Regions from separate parts of the Homo sapiens genome. Here region 1 is linked to region 2. Evidence: chromatin loops called from intact Hi-C (ENCODE). Cell type or tissue: PC-3. All regions are shown on one strand.

Region 1 (4,000 bases), 55 kb before region 2:
ATTTAACAAGCCCAGAGTGGAATTTTTCTGCTCATTTGCTGTATCTTTGCTTAGCTCCTGATTTCCAAAGCCCCATTTCAAGCTGCCTGCTAGATTGTCGAAGATGAGTCCCAGGACTACAAACATGGCAGCTCATAGAATCTTAACTACCAAAAGGGTTTTGAGACAGCGAATCATGCCCTCCTCTTTTCTTGTAAGCTATGATAGCATTTCCCTATAATGTTCTCAGGTTCAGTAGTATAGATTGGAATATAGGCCTAACCACATTACAGTGAAGTTCATCTCATATTTTTAGACACTAAAGCCCAATGGGGGCCAGGCGCAGTGGCTCACGCCTGTAATCCCAGCACTTTGGGAGGCCAAGGCAGGGGGATCACTTGAGGTCAGGAGTTCGAGACCAGCCTGGCCAACATGGTGAAACCCCATCTCTACAAAAAATACAAAAATTAGCCAGGCATGGTGGCGGGTGCTTGTAATCCCAGCTACTTGGGAGGCTGGAGCAGGGGAATCACTTGAACCCAGGAGGTGGAGGTTGCAGTGAGCCAAGATTGTGCCACTGCACTCTGGCTTGGGCGAAAGAGGGAGACCCCATCTCAAAAAAAAAAAAAAAAAAGCCCAATGGGAAGGCCCAAAGACAAATCCCATTTGTGTAAAAACCTATTCTATAATGATTTGCTGTTTTTTGTGGGACTGACTCTTGTACGTGTGACTAAAACTGCCTTCAAGTATTCTTGCTTTTTGAAGCAGTATTTTTTTTTTCTCTTCACTTATGCCAAGTTAAATGTTCCTTCCATAGTGTTCTTTTATGTGCATGACTGAAGCTGAGGCTTGGTCTGTCTCCCAGGTTTGAAAGTAACTTAGAGCTGGTTCAGCACTCAGCAAAGAGAGAGATTTGCCTATAAGACAACCTATAAGAGGTGCCTATAAGACAACCTCCACATTAAAAGTTCGTTACAGGCTAAAGATTCTTAGAACATGGCAATATATAAAGAAAAATCATCACTCCCCACTGCCAAATAAAACCCAAACATTAAATAGGTCCAGGGTGGTGGCTCACTCCTATAATCCCAGCACTTTGGGAGGCCCAGGTGGGCAGATCACTGGACATCAGGAGTTCGAGACCATCCTGGCCAACATGGTGAAAAATACAAAATTTAGTTAGGCGTGGTGGCAAACGCCTGTAATCCCAGCTACTCAGGAGGCTGAGGCAGCAGAATCACTTGAACTCAAAAGGCAGAGAGGTTGCAGTGAGCAAGATCACACCACTGCACATCAGCCTGGGCAACAGAGACTACGCCTCACAAAAAACAACAACAAACAAACAAACAAAAACATTAAATAGTATCACCTGGTAGAGGCTAAAGACATAGGAGGAACAAAGAGGAGCTGGATAATTTTACATTTACCAAAAATTTAGTTGTGGACCATTCCCGTTATATATCAGCAAGGATGGCAGGTCCTATGATTGCTGTAGTTTGCATTCTGCCTGCAGAACTAGGCTTGGCGTGGTTTATGCTTGATGATTTAGATACAGGGAACTGGGAAACTAAACCAGTGCAGAAAAAGAAAACTGAAGTAGTAAAGTACCATAATGTTTTCCACTTGAAAGATAGCCTGAGGATCGGCTTTGAGAAAGAGTTTCTTCAGTATAGGATTCTCAGAATGGAGCATAGTGAAGAAAGGAAATGCATCAAAAAGTCTAGCTGAATTCCTTTGCTCTTAGCCACACTACTCTTCTAGGAACCAGAGATGACTACTGAATACCAGGGATCACAATAAAACATGTAGTGGAATTTGTTCCATACCTGAAGTGTTTGATTCAGTTCTCAAGCTCCTGTAAAAATAAATAGCACATCTCAAAAATTTGCCAGCATAACCACAAATATTTAGAAAAGATCTACTAGATATAAAATAACCGGTCATTCTTTAAATGCTCTGTGGGTAGTAATGAAACACGTTTAGCAAACCTAGGCCATTGCTGATTATAGAACATATGAGAATAAAATTACCTAAATTTCTGCAACATGTGGACTATTCAATCTGTAAAAGCCGTAAAAGTTTATTGTACGTAATAATATGTAATCTATTCTTATTATATCTATTGCCAGTCACTCCATAGGGCTGCTGGCATCCCCAACACTGCCGCCTCCTTGTCCTTCCCTTATCAGGCTGAGAGAAGTTAACTGCTGCTGCTGAGCCGTGTAAATAAATAAGGTCAACTATGTTGGGAATATAGGGTTTCAAAGAGACCTGGGGATAAATTCTGAAATGGATGGTTAGGAGAAATCACCAACTTCTGGTAGCTTCTTTACCACCAAGTCTTTGGCTTTACCAGGGGTGGCCATGCTTGGGAATCTTGTAGCAAATAATGTAACTTATTTACATTTAATAACATTTCTTATGGTTGTTGGATAAAAGAAGAGGCTAGCAGTTTTTTAGATTTCACTTTCAGAAATGTCTTTGGATAAAGAAGCTTATTTTCTGTGCTCCTGATTTTTAAAACTGATAATAATCAAAATACTTATTTCCTTAACCTCATTGGCATACTAAAACATAAACTTAAGTCACATAATTTTCACCAAATTCTTATTTCTTGACACATTTTCAATAAGTATTTTGGAAGTATTGAATAAAACAAATAGTTTAGGAAGAATAATTATCTTAGCTATTATCCTACAAAATAAACATGCAAAGACATAATTGTGGTCCATTTTAAGGGGACTGGCAAATACACCCAGTTCAAGTTCTACAATGGATCTTTCAGAAAGTAAATGTTAAAATCGTAATTTTCTATACAGTTTGCAAATATTCATATAGTCTTTATCAAATAGATCTGATGACTTAAATGAAGGTTAAGCGAGACTGAGAAGCATCAGGTAAATGTACCTTGAAAAATAGATGCAAATTAAAATAAAGCCTGCCACTATCCTCTTTGAAACAAAGGAAAGAGCCATGGTAGGACTACTGTCAAGATATGAGAAAAAAATATAAATGTTTTATAAAGTAAATTCTTCATTTCTAAAGGAACTAAAGTGACAGTATAGATAAGTTTAAGTTTCCAACATTTTTCACTCATCTAGATTTAAGATGCTCAATTTAAATTTTAAAGACTAGTAAATCTGAGGGCACAATATTCAACAAGGTCATCATTTACCTTTTTTTTTTTTTCCTGAGAAAAGGTCTCTCTCTGTTACCCAGGCTAGAGTGCAGTGGCTCTATCATGGCTCTTTGCAGCCTTGACCTCCCAGCTCAAGCAATCCCCTTGCCTCAGCCTCCTGAGTAACTGGGACCTCAGGTGTGCACTACCACGCCCAGATAACTTTTTTCTTTTTTCTTTTTTGTAGGGACAGGGTCTTGACATATTGCCCAGGGTGGTCTTGAGCTCCTGAGCCCAAGCCATCCTCCCGCCTGGGCCTCTCAAAGTTTTGGGATTACAGGCATGAGCCGTTGCACGCAGCCTAATTTTTTATCAGTGTTCCAAAGTACACAGTTATAAAGTGTCACTGAAATCCATGGTTTTGGAAAAGAAAAATAATATATATAACTTATTTTTCAACCTCACTAGCATTACTAAATCCCACTAATGTCTCTGCAATACAGCAGTAGTGAATTCCATTCTGTTCTTAGAATATTACATCTTTCATCCATAATTAACATTCTCAAATTAGACTCTAGCTAGTAATTATGTTCCTGATGCAAATAGGCAATAAAAAGAAATCCATGCTTTATTAAATTGGGCTTAAGAGGATTACTTATAACCAAAATTTGTTTTGTTTTGTTTTTCTTCATCTATTTATTTCTCTCCAGTAGAGTCAGCTGATAAATGGCGTAGGGAGCTGAGAAGGGAGGGGTGAGACCTTGAAGAATTTGAGATTTGTTAATTCTCAAGATCTTTTATAGCTTTAAAATTCTATGATTTTTGCTATTTATTTAGGGATTCATTTTTTATCATTTCTAATAATGATCATAATAGTGAGACTAATGAAACAGTACCTGCTGA
Region 2 (4,000 bases):
GGATATTTCTTTAAATTAAAAAAAAACACCAAATGATTTAAGAAGTGTTTTAAGGACCTGAAGATGAATACTGTTATGGATTGAATTCATATGATAAAGCTATAACTCCAATATGATTGACTATATTTGGAGATAGGGCCTTTAAGGAGGTAATTAAGGTAAATAAGGTCATAAAGATGTGGCCGTAATCCAATAGGACTGGTGCCCTTATAAAAAGAGGAAGAGACACCAGGAGTCTGCACACATACAGGAAAGATCATGTGAAGACACAGTGAAAAGGTTGCTGTCTACAAGCCAGGGAGAGAGGCCTCACCAGAAGCCAACCTTGCTGGCACCTTGATTTTGGACTTCCAGCTTCCAGAACTGTAAGAAAATACATTTCTGTTGTTTCAGCTACCCAGTCTATGGTATTCTGTCATGGCAGCCTGAGCAGACTAATACAAATACCACATTCTTTTAAAGTTATGAGAAGAATTTGAGGAATTCCACTATATCACTCCAAGAAGAAATCTAGGTGTGTCGTACACTTCAAAGGAGGAAGGGTGGGCTGTGAAGAAGCAAACAACCACTGGGCTGTAAATAACAGATTTGATTTCTTGTGTGGCATTATTATCTAACCAAGCTGTCTGATCTTGGCAAGTTCCAAAGTTTTTTGAGTCTAACTTTACTCATCTATGAAATGAAAGGTTTGGACTACATGATTCTCAAGATCTCTTCTGGTTCTAAAATTTCAGTTGTTTTAATACTTTTATACAGTTCTATGTAAGCATGAATGTATAACCTGGAGTGGGGAATGGGCTACTAGATTTTTAGGTTCCCTTGGCATGGCTAAACACTGCTTATTGCATCATCAAGTCAAAAGGCAATGGTCAGTTTAGCCTATTATTAGCTATAATCATACCTCCAATTCTCTTCTACCTGCAAAAGTGCTTAAGAATAGATTTTTTAAGGTGCAAAAAGTGACAAGTGATACTAATAGTTTCGATGGAAAAATGAGTTGCCCACAGAATAGCAGACTCTTAAAAAGAATCAATTACTTTCCCTTGCTTCAAAATACAAGTAGATAGAATATTTTTTTCTGGAAAAGCAAAAAAACCCCAAACCAACAAATAAAAAAGCCATTGTAAATCAAGGATTATAAAATCCATGTAATACTACCACTTTATAACATTACTGTATAAAAAATGAAGTGCTCTAATTATTTTAGAGGCAGGGTCTTGCTATGTACGAAAAAGGACTGGAAGGACTGATATAAAAAACTTGTAATAGTGGTTTATCCATATGTGGGTGTTGGGGGATTATGGTTAACACTTTTTTATGCTTATCTATATTTTCTGATTTTTACAATAGTGAGCATGTGTCACTCTAGCAATGTTAAAAATGTCCAAAAAAACAAGTAAATATACAAAACTTTGATTTAAAACTTGTCGAGATTAGGGATGGCTTTAAACGCATGGCCTACAGGAAAGCAGAAATACACTTTTGAAATTGAAAATCCTTGTAAAGCTGCGCATGGTGGCTCATGCCTGTAATCCCAAAACTTTGGGACGCTGAGACAGGTGGATGGCTTGAGCTCAGAAGTTGAGACCAGCCCGGGCAACATGGTGAAACCCCGTCTCTACAAAAAATACAAAAATTAGCCAGGGGTGGTAGCAAGCGCCTATAGTCCCAGCTACCTGGGAGGCTGAGGTGGGAGAACGGCTTGAGCCTAGGAGGCAGAGGTTGCAGTGAGCTGAGATCGCGCTGCTGCACTCCAGCCTGGGCGACAGAGCCAGACCTTGTCTCAAAAACAAACAAACAAACAAACAAAAAACACAAAACACAAAAAACAAACAAAACCAATAACAACAAAAACAAGAAAGAAAATCCTTGTAAATGGAACCACTTTGCACATTCTACAATCTGAACATGTGAGTTTCTGCTGCCCTCTGTTGGTTCACTCAGGCTGAGCAGATAAGGTTTCAAATTAAAAGTAGGAATTTGAAAACAGGTTTTAATTTTATAACATCTTTGGCATAATGGTGAAATAGGCTCCCACAGTAACATTCTTTGTTATAATATCACTGATGGTCTGTAGGTTAAGTCATATCTTCCGTAGACAAAAGAGGCTCTTCCAGGCTAAATGAAGCTAGGAAAAGGAGCACATTTCTTTATACAATGGCTATCAGAGCATCCAAGGAATTATGAAAGGTCCTAAGGCGTTTCATGTTACAGATACATTCTGAGGACTATTTTACTTAAATGTTCTCTCTCTGAAAATTTTCTACATGATAGAAATCTAATCTCTTTTATGCTTATAGATAGGGGCTTAAAATGTTTTCAAAGTTTAACATTTTTCTGCCTGCTTCCATTTCTTTACATTTCCATTTTGAGATATACTTGACCTAAAAAACAAACAAAGATCCAAAAGCCATGAGATTTGTAAATCTTAAAGAAATAGGTTATTTTCTAAAGGAATCTGTGCCAAAAAATAGAGAACTGAACAGAATGATCAGAAGATAATTTTAAAGTTAAAAAAAAGATGCACAATAAATTATTTTAAAATTTATCAAGATTCACCATGACTTTATATAACCCCAAATCACAAAAAATTTGAATTTGAAAATCATCGTGAACTGAACCTGCTTTGCTCTTTCTATAATCTGAACATGTGAGTTTCTGCTCACGTTGGGACAAGGGTGGGAGTGGGGAAGTTGTAGACTGATGATGAGTAGGATTTGGCTGAGAAGCACTAGTTCCAGTAGCCTGGCCTTTCCTCTTCCCCCTCCCCTCAACCAGCCCAAATCTGGCAAGGACCAGAGGCAGCTTTGTATTTTTTGATTTGGTATTTGCTTGGGTGACTCAAGGCATTTTGGCCTCTAGAGCACAATACTTCTGGTTATGAGAGGTATTCGGCTGCTAACTTCGACCAATTTCCTGTAAGGAAAAAGCAGGTGCTCCAGAAAGATCTAGTGACAGCTAACACTTGATGATCATCTTAGGATTTGGAATGTGCTTTGATAGGATTTGGAATGTGCTTTGATATATATTATCTAATCTGACTTTCACACCAACCCTATGAAGTAGATATTAGTCTTATTTTATAGGTGAAGAAACTTCCTAGAGAGGTTAAGTGATTGGTCGTTTAGAAAAGCTGAGACTTGAGCCCAGGTCTTTCAGATTTCAAACCAGGTGGTCACATGAGAAGTCCAAAAAATTTTGGCTATTTTTCCAGAAAAAGGAAAGGAAACAATTTGTTATTCTTACCAGGTAGTGCAAAGATTATTTTTCTTACACCATCAATATCCAAAGTTGCAAATGTTGTTGGCAAGCTAGAAGAAAAAAAGAGTCACTTGTTAGTGATTGCTAAGCAATATGATGAATACATTAAGTACTCCAGTGTTTTTGTAATCCATACACTTATCATATAAAAAACACTTTTCTGTTGACTTGCCTTTACATCTTTATACTCTGAAGTATTCCACAGACACTTAAATAAGTTTGTTTTTAGTATTTCCTGTTTTCAAGTAACCACACTTTCTGGTTTAAAGAAAACTACTTACTTTTTTTTTTTTTCTTGCCAGTGCCATAGAAATGTACTCCAAATCTTGGAGTTTCCAAGTTTTCCCACCCCTCTAGTTAATAATGTTTATACTACTTTTGCTGGCGATTTACAACAATCATTCTTAAAAGCAGAAGACTGGCCAGGCATGGTGGCTCACACCTGTAATCCCAACACTTTGGGAGGCTGAGGGGGGTGGATCACTTGAGGTCAGGAGTTTGAGACCAGCCTGGCCAACATGGTGAAACCCTGTCTCTACTAAAAATACAAAAATTTGCCAGGCATGGTGGTGTGCGCCTGTAATCCCAGCTACTCGGGAGGCTGAGGCAGGAGAATCGCTTGAACCTGGGAGGCAGAGGTTGCAGTGAGCTGAGATGGCCACTGCACGCCAGCCTGGGCGACAGAGCAAGACTCCATCTCAAAAAAAAAGAAAGCAGATTACCTGATAATATGTCTATC

Evidence for each region. Peaks named below come from ENCODE experiments on the same cell type or tissue, not always from the same donor. Only the 100,000 strongest peaks of a DNase experiment are listed, where the experiment ranks them.
Region 1: a loop joins it to region 2, with 4 times the contacts of the local background. A loop is called at or near these places in 7 of 110 quality-filtered maps.

The regions. Positions count from the first base shown.
Region 1 is chr14:67,219,613-67,223,612 of GRCh38, reverse strand. It overlaps GARIN2 (golgi associated RAB2 interactor family member 2), which reads right to left. Exons shown (of 8, transcript NM_001395907.1): 7 at 1,806-1,834. It also overlaps a transcript of GPHN not described here. Among named protein-coding and RNA genes, the nearest start is that of PALS1, 20 kb to the left of the region's middle. In PC-3, no CTCF peak of the experiment used is centred here; a DNase peak (open chromatin) is centred at 1,792; H3K4me3 peaks cover 1,313 bases; H3K27ac peaks cover 1,635 bases.
Region 2 is chr14:67,164,473-67,168,472 of GRCh38, reverse strand. It overlaps GPHN (gephyrin), which reads right to left. Exons shown (of 23, transcript NM_020806.5): 20 at 3,247-3,311. All of the region lies in intron 1 of LOC105370538 (a long non-coding RNA gene), which reads left to right. Among named protein-coding and RNA genes, the nearest start is that of GARIN2, 23 kb to the left of the region's middle. RefSeq lists an enhancer at 1-493. In PC-3, a CTCF peak has its summit at 1,927 (motif pointing left); DNase peaks (open chromatin) are centred at 492 and 1,932.